Linked DNA regions of Homo sapiens: region 2 is linked to region 1. Evidence: chromatin loops called from intact Hi-C (ENCODE). Cell type or tissue: Caco-2. All regions are shown on one strand. Each heading gives the region's core, and the rest is flanking DNA. Links, peaks and the distances in the headings are about the cores only.

Region 1 (17,388 bases), core at 4,054-12,053:
ATGTGCAACAATCACAAACATTCCTATACACCAATAATAGACAGACTGCCAAATCATTAGTGAACTCCCATTCACAATTGCTACAAAGAGAATAAAATACCTAGGAATACAACTTACAAGGGATACTAAGGACCTCTTCAAGGAGAACTACAAATAACTGCTCAAGGAAATAAAAGAGGACACAAACAAATGGAAAAACATTCCATGCTCATGGATAGGAAGAATCAATATTGTGAAAATGGCCATACTGTCCAAAGTAATTTATAGATTCAATGCTATTCCCATCAAGCTACCGTTGACTTTCTTCATAGAATTAGAAAAAACTACTTTAAATTTCATATGGAACCAAAAAAGAGCCCACATAGCCAAGACAATCCTAGGCAAAAAGAACAAAGCTGGAGGCATCACACTATTTGACTTCAAACTGTACTGAAAGGCCACAGTAACTAAAACAGCATGGTACTGGTACCAAAACAGATATATAGACAAATGGAGAGCCCTCAGAAATAACACTGCACATCTATAGCCATCTGATCTTTGACAAACGTGACAATAACAATAAATAGGGAAAGGATTCCCTATTTAATAAATGATGTTGGGAAAACTGGCTAGCCAAATGCAGAAAACAGAAACTGGACCCCTTCCTTACACCTTATACAAAAATTAACTCAAGATGGATTAAAGACTTGAACATAAGATCTAAAACCTTAAAAACCCTAGAAGAAAACCTAGGCAATACCATTAAGATATAGCCATAGGCAAAGACTTCATGACTAAAACACTGAAAGAAATAGCAACAAAAGCAAAAATTGACAAATGGGATCTAATCAAACTAAAGAGCTTCTGCAGATCAAAGGAAACTACAATCAGAGTGAACAGGCAACCTACAGAATGGGAGAAAGTTTTTGCAGTCTATCCATCTGACAAAGGTCTACTATCCAGAATCTACAAGGAACTTAAACAAATTTACAATAAAAAAACTAACAACCCATCAAAAAGTAGGCAAAGGATATGAACAGACACTTCTCAAAAAGAAGACACTTATGCAGCCAACAAACATATGAAAAAAAGCTCATCATCACTAGTCATTAGAGAAATACAAATCAAAACCACAATGAGATACCATCTCACACCAGTTAGAACGGTGATCATTAAAAAGTCAGGAAACAACAGATGCTGGAGAGGATGTGGAGAAATAGGAATGCTTTTATATTGTTGGTGGGAGTGTAAACTAATTCAACCATTGTGGAAGACAGTGTGGCAATTCCTCAAGGATCTAGAACTAGAAATACCATTTGACCCAGCAATCCCATTACTGGGTATATACGCTAAGGATCATAAATCATTCTACTATAAAGACACATGCACACGTATATTTATTGCAGCACTATTCACAATGGCAAAGACTTGGAACCAACCCAATGCCCATAAATGCTAGACTGGATTTAAAAAATGTGGCACATATACACCATGGAATATATGCAGCCATAAAAAAGAATGAGTTCATGTCAATTGCAGAGACATGCATGAAGCTGGAAAACATCATTCTCAGCAAACTATCACAGGAACAGAACACCAAACACCGCATGTTCTCACTCAAAAGTGAGAGTTGAACAATGAGAACATATGGGCACAGGGAGAGGAACATCACACACTGGGACCTTTCAGGGAGTAGGGAGCAAGAGGAGAGATAGCATTAGGAGAAATATCTAATGCATGTGGGGCTTAAAACTTAGATGAAAGGTTGATGGTTGCAGCAAACCACCATGGCACATGTATACCTATGTAACAAACCTGCACATTCTGCACATGTATCCCAGAACTTAAAGTATGATAAAAAATGTAAAAGAAATTCCTAATTTGCAAATTGTACAAAAACAGCTGATAGATTACCAATCCCCAATATAGATAATTAGATATAGATACACATTTATACATACCCACAGGACACAGATAGATACAGACATATAGACGAATATGAAGATATCTTTTCCCTTACTATCAATGCCAAATAAACAGGAAGAAAGTTCTTTAAAGGAGAAAGAGAAAAAGCTTTCTAATCACAGATCTGAGTTAGTTCCAGTTTCTCCTGCTACATTGTAACTATATAATCCTGAGAGGTAGTTATTTAATCTCTTCAAACTTCAGTTTTTTCTGGTGGAAAACAGGAAAATTAAATGAAATTATTTATTTTATGGGTTTAATATGGCAACTGGCTTATAGTGTGTCCACAATGAACAGTTAGTTTTTATTTAAAGTAGAAAATGCCATCATGTTTTGGGATGGCTTATTTTTAAGGGCTAATTGTAATAACTCCCTTTGCACAGTACACTTTCATTCATCTGAAATTGTTCATCTATATTCTATAAACTCTCCTTAGTTCCACTTAAATGCTGTACAAGTAAAATGCCTTAGGCTTTTCTTATGAGAGGAAAAAAAATGCCCTGATTTTTAATCCTTTCTCACTGGATTATTATTTTTAAAATCATCTTGGTTATTTTTCTATAATTCTTTGTATATCATTTTTTAAAAAATAGGCTGGGGTGGCGGCTCACACCTGTAATCACAGCACTTTGGGAGGCCGAGGCAGGTGGATCACTTGAGGTCAGGAGTTCAAGACCAGCCTGGCCAACATAGTGAAACTCTTTCTCTACTAAAAGTACAAAGATTAGCCGGGCATGGTGGCACTCGCCTGTAGTCACAACTACTAGGGAGGTTGAGGCAGAAGAATCACTTGAACCCGGGAGGGGGAGGTTGCAGTGAGCCAAGATCACGCCACTGCACTCCAGCCTGGGTGACGGAGCAAGACTCTGTCTCAAAAAAATAAAAAAAAAGAAAGAAATTATCTATCTATCTATCTATCTATCTATCTATCTTGACCAAATTTTTTTAGTACTGAGTTAACTCAATTTTGATACAGAAAAGGACATCAGAGAAAAACTTTCATCATAAACCAAAGAAGTAATTCATCTTCTCCACTTCTCCACCCGGTATATTGAACACTTGTGTAGAAAATCACATAAACTTTATTTTTTTCTACTCAGTAATGTCTAATATTCTTTGAAAGCCTATGTAGCATACGCCCAGAACCCTTATATGCATTCTACATATCTTATTTAACAGGGAGATAATATCACAGTGTGTAAAGGGCAAATTCAAGATTCAAGCCATTTCTTTCTGACTCCAGAACTCAGGCTTTTACTGCATCTGTCTCTAATGCATCACTTGGCTAAACTCTTGAAACTATCTTGCCATTAATTGACAATTCAACCCTTGTTTCCTAACTTGCCTCTACTGTCATCTCTGGCCATAAAGCTCCCCATATCTCCATCAACTGACACTTAATATTGAGTGTTTATTCTTAACCACCATGTAAAACATTTTAGATACATTTCTTTCTTTTAATTCTCAGGACCAATGAGAGGTGCATATTATTATCTACGTTTTACAGAAGAGAAAACTGAAGTTTAAAGAGTTTAAGTAATTTTCCAAGATGGTAGCTACTGAATGCTGAGATGGAGACAACCCGTGGCTTCTTGCCTCCCAGGCTTACCACAGTGCTCTACGGCCTCAGCTAAAATATCTCAATGTTTAAAGAACATAAAAGGTTTTCTTTTTGCTCAGTGTCATAAAAGTGATGACTCATCCAACACTGGGTCAAAAATCAATCACCATTCCTAACATAAGGTATCTGAAACATGTATTTTACTGAATATTGGAAACCTCACGTGTTTGTGTATTTGGGTTCACCCATATATGGTAACTAGTGACCAAGTAATCATCTGGCGCCCTGAGTATTGGCAAACATCTACAGGATAAGGCTGTCTTTAAGTCAAATAAATTTGGAAAGTTTCAAGTCACCAAGTCTGCATGGTCATCTGCTCAACTCATTTATAAACATACTACTTTATGAAAGTGGCAACATTTGTATTGCTTTAGAGATCTAAGGCAGCAGTCCCCAACCTTTTTGGCACCAGGGACCAGTTTCATGGAAGACAGTTTTTCCACAAACAGGAGTGGGGAGATGGTTTTGGGATGATGCATGTGGATTACATTTATTGTGCACTTTATTTCTATTATTATTACATTGTAATATATAATGAAATAATTATACAACTTACCATAATGTAGAATCAGTAGGAACCCTGAGCTTGTTTTCCTGCAACTAGATCCCATCTGGGGGTGATGGGAGACAGTGACAGATCATCAGGCATTGGATACTCATAAAGAGCCCGCAACCTAGATCTCTTGAGTGACAGATCATCAGGCATTGGATACTCATAAGGAGCCCGCAACCTAGATCTCTCACATACACAGTTCACAATAGAGTTTGAGCTTCTGTGATACTCTAATAACGTGGCTATTCTGACAGGAGGTGGAGCTCAGGTGGTAATGTGAGCAATAGGGAGTGGCTGTAAATATACATGAAGCTTTGCTCACTTGCCTGCCACTCACCTCCTGCTATGTGGCCTGGTACCTAACTGGCCATGGACCAGTAGCAGTCTGTGGCCTGGGGCTTGGGGACCCCTGGTCTAAGGAGTCAACCAGCTAAGTTGTTCTGTTTGTTTATGCTGTATAATGGATTGGAGTCATATGATTTACCAGAATGCTGACTCTCGGAGTCCCATCATTGTCATCAATGACGTAATGTATTGTCTTTCTTGTGTAACATTGACTGATACATAGTATATAAATGTAGAAAAAGAAATAATGCAAAAGAAAATGAAAAAATCAGTTGCAACTCCTCCTTGGGCAACAAAAGGTAATATCTTCATATGTACACCAGTAACTGACATCAGCTGTTCCATCACTGAATGATTTGTTGCGATCTGAAGAAAGATATCAATGAACAAATTGTTATCATCAATCTAATTCCAACCTTAGGCTTTTTCTCTAAATTATAAGGAATCACGTACATTCTACATTTATGTATTTTATGTTTATATGCCCTTCATGATCTGGCCCCTTGTGGTTCCTGGAACACTTTAGGTTTTGTCGTGACTCCTTAGAACATCATCAACCTCACTGGACAAAACGCTACTCCTGTTTTAAGACTAGCTGAAATGTCACTTCAATTAGCAAATTTTCCCTGATGTTTCTTATCAGAGTATATCCTGCTTCATTGTTTGCCTAGTACACCATTTTAAATTCCATGATAGAATCAGGCATGGTGGCATGGTCTGTAATCCCAGCTACTTGGGAGGCTGAGGTAGGAGGATCACTTGAGCCCAGAAGTTTGGGGGCTGCAGTGAGCTATAATCATGTCTGTGAATAGCCACTGCATTCCAGCCTGGGCAACAGAGTAAAACTTTGTCTCTAAGAAAAACAAAGTTAAAAATAAAAAATTCTATGATAGAATCTAAACTCTTATTATGACTATATATCCATGTTTCTATCTCCCCCTATACCAGTATCCCTGGAGAAAAATGCCTGTGTTCTACTTATTTTCTGATCCCCAGTACTTAGTACAATGGTTTTATTATGGAAGTTGTTCTGTATATTGTGCCTTATTAATGAAGTGAATAAATGATAGAATAGGATAATCCATTAAATCACCATCCAGCAAAATTCAAATGCAATGTGGTTAGATTCCTTTAACTTTATACTCACTTCTATGATAGCAGCATTAATGGCAGCTTGAAAAGCTACAAAGCCTTTCTCCCAGAACTCTGAACCTTCACACTTCATTTTTTCATTCACTGCTTGACAGTGAGCTTTAGAAGAAGAACACATCCATTATTACGGAATGATACAATCTTGGCTACAGAAAAAAACAAAATTTCAAATGTTTCAAAATGCAAAGTCCATGATAATATAGTGGATGGTAAGTCTTCTCAGTTGAGAGTTGCAGAGCACACCCAAACGGAATATAGCAGAATTACTTTACGAATATTTTTAAGACCAGTTCTCAATGATTTTTCATTATATTTTATAATTCTTTCCATTGGTCAAGATTGCTTTCCTTGAGCTTGGATCTTCTGTTGCTTACGTCAAGAAAGCACTAAACTTTAAGAAAATGTTTGGGAATCAATGAGCAAGATCATTTTGTTCAGGTTTTTTTTAGGAGCAACTTAGAAATAAGAGTAAATATAATTTCTTAATAAAACAATGTACTTAAGCACATAAGCTTCATTTAATAAATATGAATCTCCTTTATGTTCAGAAATTAAAGCTCTATGTTGTGGTTGTATATGTTTGTGTAGTTTCACCTCTGCTATCAGGTATGCCCCCTTTGTGGCTACTGATACAATAGCAAAAAAAATTTTTTTCTTCTTCAAAAGTTACCTGAATGGTCTCTGTGCTCTTTCATCATGGGGATTCTATGTCCCCAAGAAAACTTCAAATGGTAGGAGAAGGTATCAGTAAAGATGACTCTCACTGCGTCTATTGAATAGTTCAAATCCAATTCATCCATGCTTTTTTCATCAGGCCACCCCATGATTGTTCTTCCTGCCATGTGAAGAAAACAAAAGAAATAGTTAAGCAAGAAAATCTCTACCTGGCCATATTCAATTATGTTGAGGTTATTTTATGTTAAAGCTATTCCTTCCTAAAGGCAGTGCTGGGCCTAAATAAGACATGGAGGGGAGGGGGGTGGGAATTTCTGATGTTCTAGATAAAATCAGAAATTTATGGCAAACATTTGTATTGCAAATATAACTTACCCTTCCAAATAAATCATTTAAACAATGTATCATTCTGTTCTTACATTGCTATAAGAAAATACCGAGACTGGGTGATTTATAAAGAAAGAAGTTTAATTGACTCACAGTTCCCTATGACTGGGGAAGCCTCAGGAAACTTACAATCATAGCAGAAGGTACCTCTTTCCAGGGAGGCAGGAGAGAGAATGAGTGCAAGCAGGGGAAATGCCAGATGCTTATAAAACCATCAGATTTCATGAGAACTCACTCACTTTCATGAGAATAGCATGGGAGAAACCACCCCCATAATCCAATCACTTTCCACTAGGTCCCTCCCTTGACTCATGGGGATTGTGGGGATTATGGGGATTACAATTCAAGATAAAATTTTGGGTGGAGACACAGCCAAACCATATCAAACAATAATTTAACGCACAATGAATTTCAAAAAATTATTGCTATTGGAAATTCCAACGGTATTGGAAATAATCATTGGTATTGGTACTGGTATAAATATTGATATTGGAAATACCAATACATCAATTTAAATTCATATACAAACAAACCTATCTAAAGTTGGAATATATGCTGCAATTATAGTACACATCTTCATTTGGAAGTGATGTCAATGTAGCCAAATTTCCAAAGACAGAATAAAACTGTTGCATTTAGATAGTGTTTCCTTAAGAGACTTTGTTTATTCTAAAATATGTAGTGTAAATGGCTGACTGTTACTGATCTAACCCAGGCCATTTAACCCATATAAGCGCACCCTCCTGGTGCAATTCAGCAAGTTCTTTTGTCCTCGGTATTTCCTACAATCCAGCAGCTAGATCCAGAGGCTTAACCAGACTCAGGTCTAATCCTTTTTTGCCAGCCGATAGGTGTTGATGTGTTGTTTTATGAGAGGCTTATAATTTCTAGTTGTTTCTCTTTTTGAGATATTCCAGCTGTTGACCCTCAGTGCCTAGGTCCATTAATTCAATGGGAGTTTCAAAATGGTGATGTTTTATTTCTATCATTTCTTTTTCATCTACTAATATAAAACATTTATAAAATAATATTTTCTATTATCTATTTGGTTGTGCAATAGTTCACGTGGGATATGTGCTTGTATTTTCTCTTTATTTGCTATTTTCCATAATAAGAACTCATCACAATAGGCTGAGTATCTCTTATCACACACTCAAGACAAGAAGTATTTTGGGTTTCAATTTCTTTTTGGATTTTATAATATTTTCATACACATAATAAGAAATCTTGAGGATGCAACCCAAGTCTAAATGTGAAATTCATTTATGTTTCACATACACTTTATACACATTGCCTGAAGGCGATTTTATACTATATATATATATATATATATATATATATATATATATAAAATTTTATATATATAGAAAATTTTATATATATATATATAATTGTTGTTTGTTGGTTTGTGTTTTTGAGATGGACTTTCACTCTGTCACTGAGGCTGGAGTGCAGTGGCACGATCTCGGCTCACTGCAACCTTCACCTCCTGAGTGCAAGTGATTCTCCTGCCTCAGACTCCCAAGTAGCTGAGATTACAGGCACATGCCACCACACCCAGCTAATTTTTGTATTTTTAGTAGAGATGGGGTGTCACCATGTTGGCCAGGTTAGAACTCCTGACCTAAGATGATCCGCCCACCTCAGCCTCCCAAAGTGCTGGAATTACAGCACACTCAGCCTATACAATATTTTAAATGATTTTGTGCATAAAACAAAGTTTTTACTGCTTTTTCACTGTGACCGATCACATGAGGTGTATTGGTCTGTTTGCACACTGCTATAAAGACATAGCCAAGACTGGGTGATTTATAAAGGAAAGAGGTTTAATTGGCTCACAGTTCTGCATGGCTGGGTGAAGCAGGAAATATAAGAAAAACAAGTAAAGAGAAAACAAGTCCTTCCCTGACCAGGCTGACTCACTCCAAAGTGCAGCTGGAGCTATGATAACATTATCTGCAAGGCCAGGCAGGGGCCCCAGAGAAATGGATTCCAAGAGCAGGGAGGAGAAAAACAAGTTCTTATCAGTCTCTGCCTGAAATTCTCTCCCCATGCTATCATTCTTTGTTCTGCTCTTATAATTACTTTTGTAACTATTTCTGCAAGTTTGCAAGGATTTTGTAAGTTCCTGTTTTCCCATTTGTGCAGGATGGCAAAGGTCACAAGACATGCCTAAGTTGCAAAACCTGTCACAGTTTGATTAACTGCCTTTGTTCTGTTCTCACTTTCCCCATCCTGCAAATTTCACGCCACTGGCTAGCCACCCCACTTCAGTTGCATGAATAAAAGTCAAGCCCTGTCTTTGTTCGTGGCTCAGCCTCTGGATATTAATCTGCTGGGCCAGTGGCCACCTAAATAAAATCCTCCTGTTCCACCCATATGGTCTTTCTGGTCTCCTGATTCCTGCAACGTGGGGAGACCTCAGGACACTTACAATCATGGCAGATGGGGAAGCAGGCACCTTCACAATGTGGCAGGAGAGACAGGAAGCAAAGGGGGGAAAACCCCTTATAAAATCATTAGATCTTGTGAGAACTCACTATCATGAGAACAGCATGGGGGAAATTGCTCCCATGATCCAATCACTTCCCTCCCTCAAAACATGGAGATTACAGGTCCCTTCCTCCACATGTGGGGATTACAATTCAAGATGAGATTTGGGTGTGGACACAGAGTCAAACCTATCATGAGGTCAGGTGTGGAATATTCCACTTATGCATCATGTCAGGCTCAAAAGGCTTCAGATTTTGGAGCATTTCTGATTTTGGGTTTTAGAATTAGGGGTGCTCAACCTGTATCATCCTCTAACGGTAAAACGGTTAGTTATATTTTTCATTTAATAACTTGACGAAAGCATGGACTTACGCCACATTGGCTGCTGAGTTCTTTTGGCATAACCGATCAGGTCTTGATGGCTAGTCTCTAAGCTATCTGGAATGACAAGGTTCTTCACCTTGTAAATGTCCTGCCCTAGACCTTCTCTTCCATAGTGTGACTCCCAAGTTTTAAGGACACATGGGTGAGAGAATGAGACTATTCCATACTTACTTATTTGGTCTATCACACTTTACACATTTAACAGCTTCAATAGCATTCCAAAACTATACTAGTAATAAAATTTCTGAATATGGTTTCAGTTGCGATTCTCAAATTGGCCCTCTCTGCTTTCTGGTGGGTAATTATGAACTCTTAAAGAAGTTTCTTCAGGACCATCAGATACCTTATTGTTTCTCTTTGTTCTCTTCCTACACCCACAGGAAAAACCACGCCAATCTTGTGGCTTTTAGAGCTTTGTGTCCCACCCACATATATACTTTGTGGTACAAGGAAACATGTCACCTCTTTTCATTGTAAATATTGCCCATGGGTTTTCAAAATGATGTATAGTTTCTCTCTTAATATGTATGTATTTGAAAAATCATGCTGTCACTACAGTCCAATGTTTCCAGAATCTTTTCACAAACATACATTTAAATAACCCTGGACTATCTCATTTTGATATGTACAATTATGAAGATAACCCTTTTAATATGGAATTTCCTAAATGGGACACTAGTGAACAAACTACAAAAAATTTTGAGACTTGGAAGGAATATACGTTAATGTTGTTAATAAACTCTAGAAACTTGAACATTCAACATAATTTATGAAGGAAATCTCAAAATGAATTTGTGCCTTTTGCAAATAAGGAAATTACTATGAACAACCAGGGAACATACCTTTTAGGAATGGGGCTGAAGCCACTTTGTTCATTATCTCTTGGGTAGTTTTGGATTCAGGTGCAAATGCAATAACATAATTAGTATCATTAAAACTATCTACACGTCCCAGATCCATTGAAGACATTTGAGGAGTGTCATGAACTTGATGTAAATTGGAGAAAAATAGGTACAGAAACAGTACCAGAAGAAATGAAAAGAGCCATTCCTATATAGCAATAAGAGAAAAAGGAAACAAACTGGTAGATGTTATACCACAGATCAATCATCCACAAACAGTTTGAAATACTTAATTCTGTTATTTGGCTTGCATTCCATTTATTCTTTCTCCTAGTTTTTAAATATCCTGATTTTCTTTGTCCATTAATCTGCATATATTAAAATATGCACATTGTCTACCAAGACAGAATTGTAACATCAATTCCAGTTATAATTGAGAATCTAAGTTTACCACACTCTAGTGCAAGTGATAAAGCCTGTATTACTTTATGAATGGCCCAACAGTTTAGTCATGTTAAAATTTTAGTGACAGTGATAAATAAATAGTAGGTGATGTGGAATAGGTAACTAGCTTCCATCAACAGGAGCAAGATCATATCATATTTTTACCTTCTGTTGCTGGTATGTGGAAGAAGATAGTCCCAAAATGTTGCTCATAAAAAAACAAAGTTTTTTTGAATGTGGTCATCGTGACCACATTCGGGAATTGGAAATACAGCACAATGCAATTGAAACCCAGTGATAAGAACCTAGTTAATTATTTAGTTATGATACTACACATAAGTCCTTTTTAAAAGAGTTATATGTCATCTTCATCATATGATCCTTTTTTAGCTATGTGTGTTGGTCTATATCTGTTTCTATCTTAATAGAAAAATAAATATAATGTTTATATAAAAAAGAGCTAAAAGTTTAAAGGTAAAACATCTATGTAGGGCGGGATCACAACTTTTACATTTATATAATCTTTTCCCTATGCAGGAATTGTTGTATACTTTATTCCCTGCCTATCCAAGCATTCAATACATATTTGTTGCATGAACACACACACACACACACGAACACACACACACACACACACACACACACACACGTTCATAAGATCAGATGTTAATATAAGTTTTGAACTATGAGTATTCTATGGGTGATTTTATTATATTTTTCTGAGTTTACTAAATTTTTTGCACAAAGCACATCTAATCATTCTTATGATCAGAAGAAAATAAGTACTATTTTAATAGAAGTAAAAGATCACAATACTATTTTCCCATTTATTTACATGATTATTATTTCTTTCAAACTGACATTGTCTGTGTCTATAATGACATTGTGTAGAAGTGCTACAATTTGCCTTTTCATTGTTTGTTAGATTTTGGATTCCCTGCTTCTTTTTTACTTTGTCCCTGAACTTCTATACAAATGCGTTCATGAGATTCAAATGAGCTCAGCGGTTAAGAATTGTTATCTCTGAAGTATAAAGATATGGCTTTATTTTTCAAGGAGTTTCTGAATATGAATTTTTAAAAAAATGCCTCTAGTAAGACATAAAACAATAATACATAATGTAATTTGAAAAAATAAATTTTACCTGAACAAATAGCAAAGCCCAGAATTTGAAAAAAAATCTAGCTTGTTAATTAGACTACACATATGTGCAATGTTAAATAATGAAAATAAAGTGTTTATGTTGCCTGATAAAATACTTTTTCATCCTCTAAATATGAGAACACATAGACTCTGAAGCATACCAACAAGGTCTGTCTTTTCATTCTCCATTTTTTGAGACAGTTCTTGCAGAGAAGAGCCCATGTTTGCTGACCCACGCTCATGCGTCTCTTGCTCATTTTGACCTGTTTCCTTTAAAAAGACAGAAAAAAAATGAAGTACATGTGAAGGTCTAAAGTAGAAAACATTGTGCAATCAAACATAAAAGAAACATTGTAACAGCTGTTTCCAGTTGCATTCCTGGAGAAGAAGAAAGCCAAAAGGCTAAAATAAAAACATGTGAGGAAATGTTTAAACTCAATATTGAAAGAAATAAGAATTAAAACAACTATCAGATATTATTTCTCCATCATTGGATTGAGAAAAATCAGAAGAGTGAATAGTGTCGATCGTTGCTATCTCCTCAACTGTGGGTGTTGTTAAATTGTCTAATGGGGAGAAAGGAACTTTCCGCCTTGTTGTTGGGGGTACAAACTAACCCAGTCACATGGGTGATTCATTACTAATTCATTACTACTTAGCAATATCCTACCATCAATCAGTTCTGCTCCTGGATATGCAGCCCATGGAGATTCTCACATGGGGTCATGAGGGGACCAGTGCAAGGATGTTCTTTATAATGTAGATTATTGTGGCATGGTGTTAATAAAACAAATTTTGATGGATACAGTCCAAAGATTACTATGTAGGATTCAGGAGCACTGGATTGGCACACACCCATCCACATGAAGACATCTTAAAAATATAGCTCCAGTTCAAAGGAAGAAAGAAAGAAAAAGAAAAGATTGAGCATTAGGTCAAAATATCATTGATATCAATTCACATTACATGTGATACACATTTTCCAAAAATATTCAGGAACTAAAGGATCACCATCCCTAATACAATAAAAAGGTTATCTTTGGAAGTGGGAAATAAGAATGGAGGTTGGGTGAAAAGTGGGAATTGGAAATTAAAGAAAATAAGTAACCAAAACAAGATAGGAGCTTTGTTTGAATCAATTATTTTGTGTGCCACGAACTTAAGAGATTGATTAACTTTTACCCGGGACATCATGTCCAGCTACCAAGAAAAAATTACAGGCTGCATAAGGTGGCTCATGCCTGTAATCCCAGCACTTTGGGAGGCTGAGGCAGGAGGATTGCTTGAAGCCAGGAGTTAGAGACTGGCCTGGGCAACAAAGTGAGACCCCATCTCTATTTTTAAAAAATCAAAAAATTAGCTGGACATGGTCCTTGTAGTCCCAGCTACCAGCTACTTGGGAGGTTGAGGCAGAAGATTGCTTGAGCCCAACAAGATTGAGGCTGCAGTGAACCATCTTCATGCTACTGTACTACAGCCTGGGTGACAGAGAGAGACTCTGTCTCAAAAACAAATAGAAAAAATTATAACACATACTAGAAGGTAAAAAAGAAAAAACAGTATAAGGAGAGAAAGTATCAGAATCAGACTCAGATGTGGCAGAAATGTTGCAATTATTAGACTAGGAATTTGAAACAACAATGATTAAAATACTAAGGGCTTCAATGCATAAAGTAGACAATATGTAACGAGGGAGAAAAAAAAGTCCACACCTGTTTCTCTGTATAAAACACTTCTGATAACAAATGCTTGGGTTTTCCCCACAAAGAAATTCTCCAGTTCTCTGTGGACACCAACTGGGTGACCTAAAATTCAATTCACTTCAATTCTGACACTGTCTACTTGGAGTTACAGCAGATCCCACAGATTAAGGACTCAGTCCCAAAAGACTGCCCCCCACTTCAGATGCCAGTCAGAAGCCTGGGTCTTTTGTACTTCTGACTGACTGGCTATATATTAGGGGTTCCCATAACCCGCTCCTTGGGTTTGATAATTTGCTAGAGTAGCTCACAGAACTCAGAAAAACAGTCTAATTGCAATTACCAGTTTATTACAAAGGATAAAACTCAGGAACAGCCAAATAGAAAATATGCACATGGCAGAGTGTGCAGGACAGGACACTGAGCTTCCATTAACTCTCTGGGTGCACCACATTCCCAGCACCTTGAGATGTTCACCAAACCAGAAGTTCCCCAAACTCCTTCAGTTAGGGCTTTTGTGGAGACTTCTTTACATGGGCATGATTAATAAAATCATTGGCCATTGGAGATTAACTCGAACTCAATCTCCTCTCCTCTTCCTGGACATCTGGGGATGGGGCTGAAACCTTCTAATCACATGGGTGATTCCCTGGCAACCAGTCCTATCCTGAAGCAATCTAGGGGATTTCAGCCATCAGATATCTCATTAACACGAAGATACTCATTTCACTTCAGAGATTCCTGGTCTTAGAAGCTCTGTGTCAGGAACAGGGACCAAATATTATAACTAACGCTATTCCCATCACCCCTATGACTCAGGAAATTACAAGGGTTTTAGAGGTTTTGTGCCAAAACTAGGGGGCAGAGACAAAATATATATTTCTTATAATGCTGCATCATGCAGGAACGATGGGCAAGGTAAGAAAGGAGATAAAACTTCTAAGAGAGAACCAAAAATAAATGCCTAATATTAAAAAATACTATCAGAAATGAAGAATGCCTTTGATCTTTGATGAGCTTATTAGTAGACTACACACAGCTGAGAAAAGAATCCAAAACTTTTTGAAAAGAAAACAAAAAAAGACTGAAGAAAAAACAGAGCAGAATATTTAAGAACTATGGGACAATTGAAAATGTGTAACATATGCCTAATGGGAATACCAAAAAGAGAGAAAGAAAGGAACAGAAGAAATACTTTAAACAGTAATGACTGAGAATTTCCCCAGATAACGGCTAGACACCCAACCTTAGATTCAGGAAGGTCAGAGAACACCAAGCAGAATATTTGCTCAAACAACTACACCAAGAAATATCATTTTCAAACTACAGAAAATCAAAGATAAAGAAAAAAATCTTAAAGAAGCCAGAGGAAGAAAACATCTTTTCTATAGAGGAGCAAAAATAAGAATTTTATCTAACTTTTCTTCAGAAATTATGGAAACAAGAAGAGAATAAAGTATTTAATGTGCTCAGAGAATAAACCCACCAACTTAGCATTCTACCCTTAGTAGAATGTACTCTGTGATATTAACCTCAAAAGATGAAAGAGAAGTACTTTCTCAGACAAACAAAAAATGAGAGAATTTGTTGCCAGTAGACCTGCCTTGCAAAAATATGAAAAGAAGTTATTTCAAAAGAAGTAAAATGATATGTCACAAATTTATATATAAGCCTGGACACAGTGGCTCATGCCTGCAATTACAGCACTTTGGGAGGCTAAGGTAGGAGAATGGCTTGAGCCCAGAAGTTCAAGACCAGCCTGGGCAACATAGGGAGACCCTGTCTCTACAAAAACAAAATTATTTAAATTAGTGAGGCATGATGGCTTATGCCTGAGGCCCCAGCTACTAAGGAGGCTGAGGTAGAAAGGATCACTTGGGCCTGAGAGGTGGAGGCTGCAGTGAGCTGTGATGGTGACCCCGCACTCCAGCCTGGGCAAAGAGTGAGACCCTCTCTCAAAAAAAAAAAAAAGAAAAGAAAAGAAAATTCAGATTTACATAAAGAAAAAGCATGAGAGAAAGAAAGAATAAGTGAAGGTACAATAAAAACTTTTTCTTATTTTTAACTGATTTGAAACATAATAGAAAATAATAGCAATGTATTCAATTGTGTATACTTATGTTTATATATGTATATAATGCCATATATACAATATATGTATTACATTCATATATAATGTTCCTGTATGCTTATCTGTAAGTGAAATGAATGACAGTAATGATATGAGGGACAGGAGGGAGGAGGAATTGGGGTTATTTTGTTATTATAAGATACGCTACCAATTAAGTGGTATAGTGTTATTCGAAAGTTGACTTGGATTAATTGTAAATATATATTGCAAACTCTAAGGATTTAATTTGCTTTTCTTTTGGAAAATTCATGAAAGAAAGTAAAAACAAAAAACAAAAAAAATGAGTCTAAATGAATGATAATCTAAGAAAGAAGGAAAAATGAAATTATATTAAATGCTCAATTAAAACCACAAAAGGCAGAAAAAATGTAGACCAAAAATAGAATTGAAGACTAGAACAAAGGCAATAAATAGAAAATGGTAACAAATTTGGTAGATACTAATCCAATATGTCAATAATCACTTTGATCATCAATGGTCTAAATGCACCAATTAAAAGACAGAGATTGTCAGAGTAGATGACAAAAAAGATGTAATTACATGTTGTCTACATGAAACCAGCTTTAAATATAAAGACACATATAGATTAAAAGTAGAGGGATAAATATAGATGGACCATGCTAACAATAATCAGAAGAAAGCTGGAATAACTATATTAATTTCAGATGGAGTAGAATTCTAAAACAGAACAGACTTTTCATTCCAAAGAAGGAAAATTATCAGGGATAAAGTGAGAAGTTACATAAAGTTAAAGGGGTCAATTTTCCAAGAAGTCATAGCAATCTTTAACATGTGTGTGCTAACAACAGTGTCAAAATACTGAGAGAACTGCAAAGAGAAACAGATGAATCCACTCTTATAGTTGGAGACTTCATCACCTCTCTTGGCAGAAATGGACAGATCCAGCAGGCAGAAAATAAATAAAATCAGAGTTGAACTCAACAATATAATCAACCGATTGGGTAAAATGAACATTTCTACACACGATTTCACTCAATAACAGCAGGAAATTCATCCTTCTCATGCTCACATGGAACGCTCACCAAGATAGACCAATTTTGAGCCATAAAACACACCTTAGAAAATTTAAAGGAATAGAAATCATACAATGCATGCTCTTGGGCAATGGTAGAATTACACTAGAAATCAGTAATAGAAAGATAACTGGAAAATCTCCCAAATACATGGAGGTTAAACACACTTCTAAATAACATAAAAGTCAAAGAAAAAAATCTAATGACAAATTAAAACTTATTTTGAACTAAATAAAAATGAAAACACAGCTTATCAAAATTTGTGGCATACAGTGAAAGCTTTGCTTAGAGAGAAATTTACAGCATCCAATGCATACATTAGTAAAGAAGAAAGATCTAAAGCAAACAATCTAAGCTTACACCTTAGGAAATTAGAAAAAGAAAAGCAAATTAAATCCAAAGAAAGCAAAATAAAAGAAATAGTAAAAATTATGATAGAAATCAATGAAACGGAAAACAGGAAATCAATAGATAAAAATCAGTAAAACCAAAAGCTGGTTCTCTGAGATCAATAAAATCAATAGGCCTCTACCAAGACTA
Region 2 (16,836 bases), core at 5,954-13,953, 57 kb after region 1:
GGGCAAAGGAAAAACAATCAGAAATTACAAATATATAAATACATATTTTACTATTACACTGCGGTGTAATTTTGTTTTTATATTTTGAACAGTCTTTGTTTTCCAAAACGTACCTTGCCTCTGGAATATTGTCTTGCCTTATTTGAATCCATAACAACTTAAGCATAAATGGCAGCAAAGGATAAAAGGCATGCAATCATACGTGTATGTGTTTTGATTTTAAAAATACAGTGTTTCTCAGTGTCATGTCTGATTTTCTGCTGTGATCTTTTATTTGTGATAATTTTTTCAAATCACAGTGAGAACACCTTAATCACCATGTTAGTTCACAAGCCTAAGAAGTGGTTCTGCATTATCATCTTTCCTTAGAAAGAACAAAGTCAAATTTCTTCTTTTGTTCATCTATTCACTTGCTGCCGTATATACAAGGGGCATTCATAATATGATAATGCAGATTCTGTCTTCTGCCATTTTTTGAAGGAAAGTTCCTCTCACTGGACTCTCACTCCTTACTCCACAATGGGAAAATGGTTTCTGCTCTCTAAGCCTAGAGATGAAACTTATTGTTTTGGAAGATTCTGGCCTATTAAGTTCTAGAAGTTCTGTCACAGTCTATGGAATTGATGCACAGATTTGAAATCCTGGAACTTGGCTGAGAAAATCTTGTCTATAATGTTTTCCAACCCAAAGCATCACTATGGAGCCTGCAGCCATGAGGAAATTAAACCTGCTCAGCTTCTCCACTAAAAGCTAAAAGGCAAGGGCTGAGGTATGTTTCTATCACTGATGCTGAATGCTCTCTTGTCTGAGAAATTTCCAGCTCTATACAAACTGGGATAAGTTGTGAGTATACGGTAAGCCAGGGGCAACTATTTCATGAGGCACATAGCAAAAAATGTGTCCATCTAGATGTGCATTTGTTCCAGTTTGGAATGATTTCTGTGTAATAAGGGTCAACACAAGGAGTGGCAAAAGCCACAAAAGGAAGCTTGATTCCAGCATGCTGTTTACTTAGGACTGAAGGACAAGCTGCTGAAAAAGCATCTATGAGGGGCACTCACTAGGGCATCTGCAGCATCACTCAGGCTGGCAGGAGCAGACCCATGCGCAACCACGCTGGACAATAACCCTGACATTTCTTGGCTATCACCTCCAAGGTAGACTTCGTTCAGAGCTAAAACTACTGGCAAACACTAAGAATGAATGTGAATTCTTTGTTCACCTTTGCTAGACAGATACAAGAGTGCTGACTGAAAAGAAACCAACCAAGTGTCAGTAAGACTCTCTTCTACAGACATCTGATCTAGCACCTGAGATTACACTGGACAATGGCAGTAAGTCTGTTGACTGAACAAAAAATAGTCTCCATGGAAAGGATAAATGGAAAGACCTTTTGTGCACCAGATCCTCATGGCTGCCTCAAAGCCAGTTTTTCCGAGTAAGGTGAGCCTAATGTTCTTTCTGTAGCCTCTGTACTTCCACTGGATTGTGCTGATGGTGGTAAGAGATATAGTTATAGACACTGTTTGCTGAATACAAAGAAATATAGCCCAGAGAAGTCAAACCCAAGTGCTGTCCACTGAGAAGGAACAACAGCTACCTGCTGGCCAAAAGAGTCCCAGACTAATTTCTTGTAGAAGTCAGTGGGTCGTATAGGTTGGTGCAAAAGTAATTGCGGTTTTGACATTACTTTAAATAGCAAAAAAAACGCAATTGCTCTTGCACCAACCTAATATTAAATATATCATTTCTTATAGATGATCTTTGGTTGGGTTCTTCTCATGGATTCAAGATTCCCATTCCAAGAGTTGAGAGCTGTTTTCCAGACAGACATTCAATCACCAGTTGAGGATATCAGTTAAAGGAGGCCTGAAGTGTAGGACTCAGGGCACTCTGGTGTCTCTAGAATTTCAGCAAACATTTCCAGCAAAGTTTTCCATGATTTTGGACAAGCTCTTTACTTTTATACTAACAAGTAACCTGGCATAAGTATAAAACATCTTTAGTATCTGAAACTATTAGCAGCTAAGGTTAAGAGAGACCTTCTTGAAGACTGTAGAGATGGGTTGTAATGTCAACTGTTAGGAAGCCAATTTTCTAGTGTTGGCAGGAAGCCCTGTATTCTGGAGACATAAACTCAACAGGACGTTTCAGACGTCAGGTCTTCTGTAAGATTCTCCATAAATTCTGTTCAATGGGTAGCACCTGATTTCTTTAGAAATATTATTGATTCAGTAACAGTGTTACACTTCCCTCTCTTTTCTATGGTGTAATTTTGAAGTATTAATTTTCCCTACTGTCTTAAGGCAGACATCTGTATTTAAGATTACATTAGAAGTTTAAAAAATAACACTATTTCTCTATTTGTATGTATTATATACTTACAAAAAAGAAGTAAAATGACCAAAGGCCACTGTTTTTTCTCCTTTTGCGAAAAATAAATGATATCATATATATGAAGAAGACAAGAGAAGCTGCATAACCAGGAGTAACTATAACCTGAGCATAAAAGAAATAATAACATAGTCAAAAAATCAAATATTACTGAGGGAAAAATTAGATTACAACTTTTAAAAAACAAGTAACCTGGCATAAGTATAAAACATCTTTGGTATCTGAAACTATTAGTATTTATCATACATGCACTTTGCATGTTTTTTGTTTTGGTTTATTACAAAATATGAATTAAAACATCTTAACTACTTAAAATAACAATGTTAAAATTTATTATTAATTACTTTATGAAATTTGGTTTATGTACTGTGTTACTTACCAAAGCAAACACAATTTGGCTTGTAATAAGAAGGTACTGCATGTTTTCTATGTAGAAAATTAAATACATTAAAAGGAGAATTAAAATGAAGAAGCTGACGTCCACTAGTGCCTGCCCACACCAGTAAGCAGAAGTGTAGAGGCCTGAAATCCATAGCTGGGACTTAGCATTTTTCTGATTAAAAAAAAAAAGAAAGAAAGAAATGTATATAGATTCAATTAAAATGCAAATCTAAAATAAACACAAACACATTGGAAGAATTTTTAAGATAAATATAATCTAATCTTCTAATATTAAAAAAAATTATGCATATACTGCTTAGTAACATGAGGCTTATAGAGCCAGTTCCATGGTTTACAAGGTGTCTATCAAAAATAAAATGTATACTGTGATAGGCCTGACTCATAACACAACTTTAGCTCATGAATAATGAAAAGTGGACCTCATAATGTTCAAGGCATTAAACTCTATAAAAATAAGTATTGGCCAGCATGGTGGCTCACGCCTGTAATCCCAGCACTTTGGGAGGCCAAGGCGGGTGGATCACAAGGTCAGGGGATTGAGGCCATCCTGGCTAACATGGTGAAAGCCCATTTTGACTAAAAACACAAAAAGTAGTTGGGCATGGTGGTGCAAGCCTGTAATCCCATCTACTCAGGAGGCTGAGGCAGAAGAACTGCTTGAACCCGGGAGGCGGAGTTTGCAGTGAACCGATTTTGCACCATTGCACTCCAGCCTGGGCAACAGAGTGAGACTCCATCTCAAAAAAAAAAAAAAAAAAGTATTATTTTGTGACCTGGAGGACATAATACATTTACCTTTACCTAAACATCTTGGAGAGTTTCTGGCTCAGGATGGTGAACGTTGATAGATTTAACTGCTTTGTCTGAATAATGGGCATAATCGAATACAAATATAACATAAAATTGCAATTTCCAGAGTGGAAAAGGAATTCAAGTCTTAAATTTGGCCTTTGATTTCAACATCAATGATTTCCTTCTTGTGGCTGGGAAATAATGTGGTCAAAAGATTTATAATATTTCCCTTTGAAGGTTTAGACTAATTGGAGTCTCTGAAAAATCACTGTACTTTTCAGGTGACTTTGGAATAAAAAGCATTTTGAGTTTTTAGAAGTAAATTATCTGACTTGCCAAGAATAAGGTTTAGCTACAATATCTAAATTAAACATACATTCAAATGTTTTTGTCAGAAGAAAACATTTTGAACACATAGCATTCAAAATACAGATATTGAAATTCCTGAAATTTCTTCTTTTCCCTGCTTTTTCTTACCTTGTAATCACTGATGCTGCCCATGGTGATATAAGGAGAAATGCTACATAGAACCAAAAATAAGAAAAAGGAACCATCCGGCAACCCAGTCCAGAGTCCTATGTGGCTCTGAAAATATAAAGGGTAGCTTAAACTAGTGAATATTTGTTAAATGAAACAAATAATTATAGCCACAAAAATGCACTTTTTGAAATGTTGAAAAATCAAAGTAAAGGTGTAGCTCATTACCATCTAGGCACGAAGGTGGGAGGGAAAGTGACTCTGATCTTCAACTCAAAGAACAAAGAGAAGTCAAAAGTCATTTAGGACCTACTTCTGGGGATATTTCCAAAAGAATTGAAAGCAAGCTCTCGAAGAGATACCCTCACATTCATATTCATACCAACAATACTCACAAGTGGAAGCAACCCAAAAGTCCAAATTAATGGATTAACAAAATGTGTATGTATATACAAACAATGGATACTATTCAACCTTAAAAAGGATCACTTGAGGTCAGGAGTCTGAACCAGCCTGACCAACATGGTGAAACCCCATCTCTACTAAAAATACAAAATCAGCCAGGTGTGGTGGTAAATGTCTGTAATCCCAGCAACTTGGGAGGCTGAGGCAGGAGAATCGCTTGAATCTGGGAGGCAGAGGTTGCAGTGAGCAGAGATCGCCCCATTGCACTGCAGCCTGAGCAACAAGAACAAAACTCGGTCTCAAAAAAAAAAAAAAAAAAAAAAGAAGGAAATCCTGTCACATGCTACAACATAGACGAACCTGGAAAATATGCTAAGTGAAATAAACCAGTTACAAAAAGACAAATATTCCACTTATATAAGGTTTCTAAACTAGTAATATTCATAGAAACATAATAGGATGGTTATTTCCAGGGGATGGGGGAGGGGGAAAGCTAATTGGCATCGAGTTTCAATTCCGCAAGACGGCAAAGTTCTGGAGATGCATTTCACAACAATGTGAATATACTTAATACTACTCAACTGTACACTTGCAAACAGCTAAAATGGTCAATTTTATATCATGTATTATTACCACAACAAAAAAACAATAATTCAGAAGTTAGGACCTCTGATGAACATATAATTCAGGCCTGAGTAGCACGTCTTTCTGAGCAAACCCAGAGATGGAAACCTCAGTAGCTGGGTGGATGTGTTCTGAAGCACAGAACCAAGAAGAAAACTTGTTGCTGCTTGTCTTAACTTCAGGGAAAGGAACTTTAAATCACTACCCCCAAATCAGCATCCACTTGAGGCTAGGCCAAGTGGACACTCTAGCAGCATCTAGGACCACCTCATGGATATAATTACAGGATAACAGCATGAGCCTGTCTCAAAATAATTCCACAATTATTTAACTTTATTTAAGACTTTGAGGGCTATGTCTATAAATTCTGTTTTTCATCATAGGAATGAGGGAGGAAAGGTGTGTGCCATGGGGAAGTGGGAGTGGGGAACAGGTTTCTAATAGAGTAGCTATGGGCTTCAGTCCATTTTGATCCTGAGCAAACACAATGGCATTAGGAAGCTAATAATTCAGAAGTTAGGACCTTTGATGAACACATAATTCAGGCCTGAGCAGCATGTCTTTCTGAGCAAACCCAGAGATGGAAACCTCAGTAGCTGGGTGGATGTGTTCTTTTGAAGGATAGCAGCATAAGCCTGTCTCAAAATAATTCTGCAGTGAGACAGGTTCATGCTGCTATCGTTCCAAAGAGGAAGGGTAATCACTGTCTCTTTCTGCTACTCCTCTGGTTCCACTTTCTGGAGAATTCCCTTCAGACACCCCTTCCCTCGAGTCATCCTGTGCAGCAGACCTGTTTACGTGATCAGTCGGTCATACTCAACTCACGGAGGTATGTGTCTGTCACGAACATCTCAAGTACTGTATATTTCATCCCCATTGTTCCCATGGCTTACAGAAAACCTGTGCTTGCATATACTCCCAGCACCACTGATTCAGTGAAGCCAAAACTGAGCTTCACACTTTTGTCACAAAATGGACTTCCCTTTGGATGGCTTCATTTCTAATCCTGCTTCTTGATGTTTCAGACTTCTGGTGTGAAACAGTTGGAGTCAGCTTTGAGACACCCCTGTTGGTATCAGGCAGGGTCTAACCAGAAAACCATGACTACGTTAAGTTCTTAGAGTGCAATTCCTTATGACATGGTTAGGTGGGTGATGAGCATCCCACAAAGATGGTGAAGTGAGAAGCAAGCTATTGTTGCTTCTGGGCTTCAGGAACAGCAGAAGGAGGTGATGTGACTGGAGCCCAATGTAGGGGGTCCTCTGCTCTTCTGTCTCCCACCACTGCTTTCTAGTGTCCAAACTGTCTGAAGCCAGACTATAGCCAACTGACACAGAATCCAATGCAGCCTGTGTGTATTAGGCTCCCTCACAACATAGAGCAACTATGAGTAGGTGAATAAATAAATCAACAGATAGCCCCAGAACTGGCAGATTCTCCTTCATATTAGTCTGTCTACTACACATTTAGTCAATGGAGGGTCCACTAACTAATTATAATAGATTTATATGTAACCAGGGTTACAAGTTCTCCTGATTTCCAAGTCAGTGTTTTCTTTTTTCTGTTTCTCTTTCTCATACACTTCCACAATCAAGTATGTACAACTTTTCAAAACATTGCCTAGAAGACTGACAAAATATTGAAAAGTATTCCCTCACGATAATTATCTGATAACTTGGCAGGAAAAAAAAATCCTGTTTTGTTTGCTATAACCCATTGAAAATATTAGGATAAAATAATAATTTTCAGGCTTAACAATCACTTATGGATATTTAAAAGCTAAAGAGAGAAAACATAGGCTATTTGTCCAATTCTTAATTGTTTAGACTCAGTAAATCCAATACTTACAAGAGGAAATGGGCTTGACTCAATTCGAATATGTTGTGTGTGATTAAACATTTGAAGTAGCCCATTGCTGATAATATTCATAAGAATTGGAAAACAGTGCAATCTCTTGGTATTACACACAACTGAAAATCTATAATCCTTAAAACAGAAACAAATAAATAATGTTAATGCTAAATTCTTAAAGAACAAAGGCAAGGTTTATGTATAAAAGATCCTAACAGTGCCACATGCTTGTTGTGTGTCCATCTTCAAGTGAACTAAACTTTCTGAGCTTTACCTTCCTCATCTATGAAAAGGAAATACTAAATGGGTTGTTATAGGGCTTAAATGACACTCTATTCATGTACATTAAGCTCTAGCACAGAGTCAGCATACAATCAATATGAATTTTTATTTGTATTACTAATTTTAGATAATTTTGTCTCCATTTTGCTGATGGGGAAATTTCATTTAGTAGAGTTTAAAAGTCTCCCTGACAAGGAGATGCTGTCAGTTTATGATGAAGAAGCAAAGGAAGATTGGGCATGGTGGCTCACACCTGTAATTCTAGCACTTTGGGAGGCCAAGGCGGGCAGATCACTTGAGGTTAGGAGTTTGAGACTAGCCTGGCCAACATAGCAAAACCCTATGTTTACTAAAAAATACAAAAATTAGCCAGGTGTGGTGGCACACATCTGTAATCCCAGCTACTTGGAAGGCTGAGGCAGAAGAATCACTTAAACTCAGAAGGCAGAGGTTGTAGTGAGCTGCGATCACACCACTGCACTCCAGCCTGGGTGACAGAGCGAGACTCTGTCTCAAAAAAAAAAAAAAAAGCAGCAGCAGCAGCAAAGGAATGCTGGCCTTCTGGATAGGAGATAAGCATGGAGTTCATTAAATATTCATCCTTACCCTGCCAAAGAAGCATTTCCCCACTTCCTAAAGCAATCTTTATATTTATGTACTTCATGTTTAGGAAAATGTTCATTAATCTATTAGAAGGTTTATTGTTTAAATCTTACCACTAGTTCATGTAGTAAATATGTGAGGTATGTAACGTAGTAGCTGACAAAGTAATTTCCCAAAACTGGCACAAAGCGATTACATTTTTTATAGCATATTTAGTTTATGTAGAACGGAATTCAGTAATACAACTTCAAAGGCTTTTCTTTTTTAAAAATTTACTTTGTAGCATGAAATAAAGAGGGAGCTTCACTTAATTAGGCCCCTTGCTTTTATTAGAATGCAAATAAGACTGAAGAGTTCTTAACATTAAGATGTATTTTTAAACCGAGCACGGTAGCTTATGCCTGTAATCCCAGCATTTTGGGAGGCCAAGGCGGGAGGATCACCCAAGGTCAGGAGTTCCAGACCAGCCTGGCCAACATGATGAAACCCACTCTCTACCAAATATTCAAAAATTAGCTGGGCATGGTGGTGCCTGCTTGTAATTCCAGCTACTCTGGAGGCTGAGGCAGGAGTCACTGGAACATGGGAGGCAGAGGTGTAGTGAACCAAGATACTGCCACTGAGCTCCAGCCTGGGTAACACAGCAAGACTCTGCCTCAAAAAAAGTATTTTCAATAGTCTTGTTCTCTAATGAATCTCTATGGCTTGACTCTTTTACCCAAATCGACATATGCTAAGGTAGCAGACTGAGAATACTTTTTTCTCAGTTATTTCGTGTAGATATTATAGTATTTAATGTATTTTCTCAATATATAAAAACAAACTTTATTCAGGTAGTTAGCTACTGAATAAAATTCCTTAAATCCATAATTATATTGGTTGATAATTATAAGCTATAATATTTTTATTGAGTTTAAACAGTACAATTAAATTTAGATCCTTTCAAATGTAAAAGTTATCTAATTCAAAACAAAACTAAGATAGAAAATGTTTTACAAAAACTTAGGTAAACTTCACAGTTTATTAAATAACAACCCAGAATGTTTTTCTGAGTCAAGTTTCTGTATACTAGCTTTAATTTCTGCAGTTTTAAAACAGCTAAAATGTAGTACTTTTTGTTTTTTTCATAAAAGCAAAAAGGCAAACATACCTTTTGTTTACCAGAAACTATGATAGCTCCATTGTATGAGAGGCCATCAGTACCATTTCTGTTTTCAAAGTCATCTACTTCCAAAAGTATATTTTGATGCTTCAGTGATTTTATAAAATCTTCAATATTTGATTCTAATATGAAGTTAATAAGAGAAGGCCATAGAAAAGTAAGAAAATACATATCAAACTTTTAAAATAAGTCATATACATAATTAAAGTTAATATTTATGGAATACTATGTATAAATGTCTTTCTTTGGGTATCACAATAATAATATTGACCCACACTGTACCATCTTCTATTTAGCAAATCTTATACCACAATGAATTAGCTTTATAAATCTGTTTAATGCAAATTAACATGTAATCATAAAAATAAGCTAATTCTATTGTATGACTTTTGGTAAACAACAACAACAACAACATTTGAATTGAATAATCTGTGGAGATACAATAATTTTATGAGGAGTACTTCAGATTGTCCAGCCTAAAACAGCCAATGATAACACTCTTCTCTCTTCCTTGTTCTTCCAAATAATGGACAAGTAAATATATATGTGTCTGTATAACACATACATATGTTTTACTTTATTCTAAACATTTACGTACATATTCCATACATGTATGTTGTATAAATATAATCTTTCTTAGGAAATGAAAAAGGATGCCATCATCAGATCAAACTTTTAGATATGACCCTGAAGAAGAAAGCAGATGAGAACGTCTGACCGTGAAATACGAGCTGAGAAAAATTCACAGCCTAGAGCACACCAGAGCAAGCAGCTGAAGGTAAAACCAATTTCCAGGATACCTGAACTCAGAGTGGATGAATGCAAGGGGGTAAGGTATGCTCTGAAGCTATAGTCAGGGTCGTGACGTATACCTGGGAAAAGATGACCCGTCAGGCCCCTCCCCACGTTCCACACAGAACACACAGTAGCCGCAGTTGTCCCCAGGGTAACAGTCCCATATTTACTTACTGAGAGACCTTATCTGAGGAGCACAGCTGGGCAAACCTGAAGTAACTGCAGACAATAATTTGAGCAAGATGGAATGAATAAGAGGAAAAGAAGGACTTTTTTTTTTTTTGCCTTTGAAATGGGAGTTTATAGTGGGCTCTGGGATTGGAAAAATAAGGCCAAACCTTAGATGAATTAGGATCCCCCAACCAAGTGATACAGGAACATGCACATAGAAAATAAGCTTTCCATGCACCTTGAGCAGCCACACACCCCACTCCACCTCCACAGTCACTTGAGGTGCAATGCCATATGGTGACCCACATTCACCTAGGCAGACAGGGATGCTCACATTAAAAGATAAACGTGTTACCAATAATTGGCAGATTTTGAGAAAAGAGGAACAAAATGGCACAGAAGCTTCAAACTTAAACCATAAAATACCTAAGTACAGAGACAAAATAAATATATTAACACAAGCCCACTGCCCTCAAGAGTGACCAAAGAGGAAAAGAGAGACCTAATTTACTTATCTTATGAGCTCATAGGTAAAGAAACCTTTCTAGATCTCAGAAATTAAACATACAATTAGCATTTAAGGTAGTGAGGTGAATAAAATTTACTTTCCAAAACCCAAATGGAAAACAAGAATGAGAAACGGAAAGGGAAAGACTGTCTTTGTTTAAAGAGCATACACCGCAGGCCTGAATCGCAAATCCATGGGAAAATCAAATGAATGAGGAACTCAGCAAGGGAAGACTCTTACTGTGATTTTTTTTTTGTTTCTTTGTTTGTTTGTTTGTTTTAACATCTGAGGTACTAACATAAAAGTTCCTTCTTCAAAGTTAATTAAGCGGTTAGGAAAAAAACAAAAAAACAAAAAAACAATTACTGGCCGGGCGCAGTGGCTCACACCTATAATCCCAGCACTTTGGGAGGCCAAGGAGGGCAGATCACTTGAGGCCAGGAGTTCAACACAGCCTGGCCAACATGGCAAAACCCCATCTCTACTAAAAATACAAAAAAAAAAAAAAAATTAGTCAGACGTGATGGCACGTGCCTGTAATCCCAGCTACTCGGGAGGCTGAGGCAGGAGAATCGCTTGAACGTGGGAGGTGGAGGTTGCATTGAACCAAGATCACACCACTGCACTCCAGCCTGGGTGACAGAGCAAGACTCTGTCTCAAAACAAAACAAAAACAAAACCAATTACCCATTGTTTGGGATAACAAAATAAGGCATCTTCCTGTATCTTGTACTTAATGAAGGGGCATGGGGAATAGATAGGCCATCTTCACATGGTAACCAGTGTGTATTGCCTTTGTGGTATAGGTTAGGCTGCTGTGTAACAAAGGGATCTCAAAATAGAACGGGTGTGCCAATATAGAAGTTTATTTGCCATGTAATAGCTTAGGGTAGTCAGGTAGAGAGACGTCTTTACTCTTCCAGGTTATACAGTGACCCAAGTTCTTTTTCTCTTGTCCTCATCATCCCTGTCATCTCCAAAATCAGAGTAAATCTGCACTGTTCCTCATAAGGTGTTTTCTATAAATGAAGTTTAAATACCCATTTTCTTCTCTTATGATTCACTTCCCCCCCCCACCTCCTGTGCTATTCAACAATAAAAATAACTTATTTCTGGATTTAAATTTTATTTTTCTTTTCACCTGTGTTATTGATGATCAACAGGCTGGTACGGGGTTCCTGGGGAAGTTGTCCAGGAGAGAGAAAATACAATTCGTTTTTAAATTCCCAATCGATCTTTTCATTTAACATAGCATACATTATATTTTCAACAATCAAAGGGAATATTGCGATTCCAAATACCAATAATCTAAACAATAAAGAAAAATTAGCATATTAATCTCCAGGAATTTTATTTATTTAGTAAGACATTCCACAAGTATTTGTTGAGTGCCAAGCCTGCCTTATGCCAATCATGATTCTAGGTGCTAAAATTCTGAAGATAATACCCTAGCATGCTACACAGTACCAGAAGGCATTACTATATAAACACCAGGTTATCAAACCATGAAAACAAAACACACCTGCACGTATAAGCTTAATCGAGTGTGAACATACAGGTATTCCCACTGTCAGAAAAATTAAATGCTGAATTTATCCACCCCGTGGCAGGAATGTCAGATATTGCGTTCTAGTTTTAAATTATCTTCTGGTTTGAACCTCTTTTGAAATTCATGATCTAACAAAACCACAGTACTCTCCTACTCACAGGGTCAATAACACTTTAGTTTGACGTTTTAACTTTAAGAAACGGAGCCGTGCCATGGCAAAGACTTGCATTCTCCAGAGGCCCATGTCACTCACAGCTGTCTGCATTTCAGAGAAGGAAGAGTGAGCCAGCTCCATTTCATTGAGGCTTTCTGAGTCTCTTATCATCTCCACTTGTTCGAAATCTATAAACACACACATACACAAACACACATATTATAATATTAATGCCATCCTGGAGGCATCACAGATTTTCCTTAGTAATATTAAAAATAGTATTACATGGCCAGGCATGGTGGCTTATGCCTGTAATCCCAGTACTCTGGGAGACCAAGGTGGGTGGATCACCTGAGGTCAGGATTTCAAGACCAACCTGGCCAACATGGCTAAACCCTGTCTCTACTAAAAATACAAAACTTAGCTGGGCGTGGTGGCAGGTGCCTGTAATCTGAGCTCCTCAGGAGGCTGAGGTAGGAGAATCGCTTGAACCTGGGAGGGGGAGGTTGCTGTGAGCCGAGATTGCACCACTGCACTCCAGCCTAGGAGACAGAGCAAGACTCCATCTCGAAAAAAAAAAAAAAAAAAAGTTTTACATTTGTTTTTATTTTTATAACCAATTCAAAGGAATTATTTAGACAATATTTTTCAATATTTATTGTTTATACTTCACCACTGCCATCTATATTTTCTTTCTATAGTGAAGTTTTATAATTGCCAATGGTGATAAAAAATTAAAATTTTAAATAAAACAAAGTTTTAGATTGCTTGTGGTTACAGTGCAAACAATATAAGAAACATGTTATGATGTCCATATTCTATACTCAGTGAGAAAATACACTGAATTCATACCAAAAGAATAATTCACAAAAATGGTGATCTCATTGTGCCCAATCTTTGAAAAGCAAAGAAATTCCCAAGAGTATCATTCCTCTGAGGGATTTTTAAAAAATCTTCTGCATAAAAATAGCCAATCATTACACCTAAATATCTACTACTAAGGTATCAATCATTTAGTAGTATAGGGGAAAGATCATCAGCTCTGAACTACCAGATCTGTACATGTATCTTACATCTGTGATTGGGGAAAATCACTTAACTGCTCATAGGTCTGATTTTCTCATTTGTAAACCAGTGCCAATGACACTTCTTGGAAAGGTTATTATAGGAAAGATAATGTTGAAGGCATATATATCAATGTATAGCCATACATTAATCTAAGTGTCTGGCATAAGAGGAGCTCCATAATGACAATGATTATTATCACCCATTAAAATATACAAGAGTGGATACTGAGAATTCTCCCCACTAAGACTTTAGTGGAATTTTGTATATTAACAAGCTAACAGCAATTTTTATTTTTAAAAAATATATTCAGACCTCATTCCCCTAATTAAGAGCCTTTCACAGCCTGAAGGTATCTAAGAAGCAGGGAACATCTGAGGATAGGAAATAGTTTCCAAAAGGAAACTTGGTAGATGCCATGAAGGGATCTGTGATCAGTCTTAGTAATGACGCTAAGAAATAATGACAGCCCATCTCAAACAGCAGAGCCAAATTTGGAATGAAATCACATTTCTTAGTGTGAATCACCCATAAGAAATTATAAATACTAAATTGACACATGATCATTTGGGAATTGGTTTTCTGTGAATTATACAAATGGCTTTACCTTGTTCGATAGTTGACTGTCCTTCCAGTTTCATAAAGACTTCATTTAGAGTTGACATGGAAATGTCATAACCTGTCACTCCCTGGTCAGAACACTTATCCAGATCACTGAAAAGATCTAAGGCAAAAAAATATGAATAGATACTTTGGAAAACCACATTGAGAACTAAACCAAGTAAATTAATACTTATTTAAAAGACAATACATAATATTGTTAAGAAAATTATGTCCTTGGAGTATCACAGTAGTCAAAAGCAAAATTTCATGAGAATGCTCTCCTTCTCTGAAATGACTAAGGAAGACCTCTTCCTCCATCCTCAAACTGTCTCACTTCATCTTCCATTCTCAGTTTATGAGCTTCCTGCAGATTTCTCTGCAGAAATCTGAACAATCAGAAAGACCATTATCTTCTCACCTCCACACTACAAACCCACGTATATCTCTACCTATATTCTGGGTCTTCTCTCTGTATAAGTCTTTCAATGCTTTCTCAATGCATTTAAAATAAAATTTAAAGTCAATAACACAACCTCTGAGGCTCCAAAAGAGCCTGTCTCCATCTATCCACACAGCCTTACCCACCTCCATTTGCCATTCTGCTCCCTCACTCATTGCCCTCCAGCCATTCTCCTTTCCCCTTGACTTGGAGTGCCCTTGACCATTTTCTTCTTGTGGCCTTCAGTGACCACTCTATATAAACCTCAGCCAGACACCAGTCATCACTCTAACTCACTGGCCTTGTTTATTATTTTAGTGTACAATTGTTGAAAAATTTTGTGTATTTTGTGTGTCTACTTTTCCCTATCTAGTTAGATGTAGGCTCCATGAGAGTAGAGACACATATCTCTTATTTAATGTGGTATTTCTAGTTCCTGGAGCAGTGCCATTTATATAATAGTTTCCCAGTACACATTTATTGGGTAACTCTTCTATGGAGATACTTGCATGAGACTGCAGGATTCTAGAAGACTCTTAGATGCTACTTTCTAGTTTGGGTGGGAGGATGGGCCAATGACATTATTGAGAGGAAAGAGGTGGATGAGACTGTAGCAAACACTGTGTTTCCCTATGACCCGCACATGGCAGCAATGGACCTGGGAGTCCCATGTCCGGAAATGGACATAAGCATGCCATTAGACAGCAGAGGCCTTGGGTCTGTGTAAAGAGGCTGCCATGGGCCAGGAGGTCAACACCAGAGACTCTGGCAAAGTAACATATTCCAGTGGTAGTACCAACATATAATTCCTTATTCTCCATCTCTGACCAAAAATGAAAGTGGACCAGTTGCACCTCACAGGGCCTTAGTCCAAGAACAAAATAACATGGCATAGTCCACTGATCTGAGAAGAACACCATCTTCTATGCTACTACAAGGACATAGAGAGCTGCCACATTGGGGAGTGAAGCTAAAATCTGGGAATTCCTGAGTATTTGCCTAATGAAACCGAATTATGCAAAAGAGCTTATTTAAGGTAGGTCTATAGGGAGTTATACCTTTAACAAACTAGATGTTTAAACCAAAGGGAAGCTGTTTAAATCAAGAGACTGAAATATATTTCCTCATTTGTAAGATAGGGCAAGTTATAGCACCCATCTCATAGAAAGAACAGTTGTGAGAACTAAAGGAGTTAATATATATGAAACCATTAGAACAGTGCCTAACACGTAGAAAACATTACACAAAGAGCAAGTAATCTTTAGGATTTCTTATCAAACAAAGTCTGAATGGGTGCTGCTACCCAGTTGGCAGGGAACCGAGGGTTGAACACTTTTGTAGACTATGTAAGTTGTTTTTCTCTGCAAAATAGTACATGCACAATTAAAATAGAGTAATCCTGCCTTATCTACAGTTTCATTTTCCACAGTTTCAATTATCCACCATCAACTGCTGTCTAAAAACATAAAATGGAAAATTCCAGAAATAATTCATAAGTTTTCAGTTGTGTGCCCTTGTAAGCAGTGTGATGAAATCCTTCGCCATCACACTCCATCTTGCTCAGGCTCAGGACGTGAATCATCCCCTGTCCAGCAGAACCGAGCTATACCCACCTGTCACTTAGTAGCCCTCTGGGATATCAGAGCAACTGTCACGGTATTGCAGTTCAAGGCACCCCTATTTTACCTAATAAGGTTCCCAAAGTGCAAGAGTAATGATGCTGGCAATTTGGATATGCCAAAGAAAAGCCATAAAATGCTTCCTGTAAGTGAAAAGGTGAAAGTTCTCAACAAGGAAAAAAAAAATCTTATGCTGATGCTAAGATCTAACGTAAGAATGAATCTTCTGTCTGTGAAATTGTGAAGAAGGCAGAAGAAATTCATGCTACTTTTGCTGTTGCACCTCAAACTGCAAAAGTTACAGCCACAATGCGTGTTAAGTGCTTAGTTAAGATAGAAAAGGCATTCAGTGTGTAGGTGGAAGACATGAACAGAAATGTTTTCCGATCGATGGCAATTAGGTTTGGTTCTATCCACGGTTTCAGACATGAACTGGAGATCTTGGAACTATCTATTCCTTGTGAATAATGGGGGGCTACCTTACAAAGAGAAACCTGTAGCAGAAACCTTTATGCCCCACCAACACCTCTTCTGCATTCACCTGTACACGGTAAATCTGCTTATTAAAAACACCTACCTGAGGTCCTTTTTCTGTACTTGGAAGTATTCTAAGCTCATGTTCAGAGTAAGCCAGAAGGATGAGAAAGTTAATGCTCTCGTAGGCATCCCTTAATCAACAATGGATAGGGAACAGTGGGTAAGAACCCCAGCTTACTCACCCCTCTGGTGACAAAACGCTGAGCCCACTTACTTCATTTATTTCCCTCCCGTGGGCATTGCACCTCAATTGCCTACCACAGTAATCTGCTCCAGAATTCAGACTTCCCTGGCTGCCTTCCCTTCCCTCTCTCCTGTCCCCATTATCTGCTGGTGCTTCCACGAAGCAACTACCCAATAAATCAGTGGCACTCAATCCTTCCTCTTGAGTTCTGCTTCTCAGG

Evidence for each region. A loop is a pair of places that touch in the nucleus more often than their neighbours do. Peaks named below come from ENCODE experiments on the same cell type or tissue, not always from the same donor. Only the 100,000 strongest peaks of a DNase experiment are listed, where the experiment ranks them.
Region 2: it touches region 1 in a loop (9-fold over the local background); 4 of 110 quality-filtered maps call a loop at or near these places.

What each region holds. Positions count from the first base shown.
Region 1 is chr17:69,038,887-69,056,274 of GRCh38, forward strand. ABCA9 (ATP binding cassette subfamily A member 9) reads right to left here. Exons shown (of 39, transcript NM_080283.4): 2 at 12,145-12,253; 3 at 10,397-10,604; 4 at 6,286-6,450; 5 at 5,611-5,714; 6 at 4,603-4,829. The coding sequence starts at 12,240. Among named protein-coding and RNA genes, the nearest start is that of ABCA9, 13 kb to the right of the region's middle. In Caco-2, for the core only: no CTCF peak of the experiment used is centred there; a DNase peak (open chromatin) is centred at 8,655.
Region 2 is chr17:69,093,855-69,110,690 of GRCh38, forward strand. ABCA6 (ATP binding cassette subfamily A member 6) reads right to left here. Exons shown (of 39, transcript NM_080284.3): 18 at 13,842-13,958; 19 at 12,174-12,357; 20 at 11,608-11,774; 21 at 8,981-9,114; 22 at 6,943-7,080; 23 at 4,066-4,173; 24 at 2,774-2,947; 25 at 2,386-2,499. It overlaps MIR4524B (microRNA 4524b), which reads left to right and starts at 5,688; the gene lies at 5,688-5,802. MIR4524A (microRNA 4524a) reads right to left here and starts at 5,778; the gene lies at 5,710-5,778. It also overlaps the pseudogene SEC24AP1. RefSeq lists an enhancer at 9,794-10,088. In Caco-2, for the core only: no CTCF peak of the experiment used is centred there; a DNase peak (open chromatin) is centred at 9,917.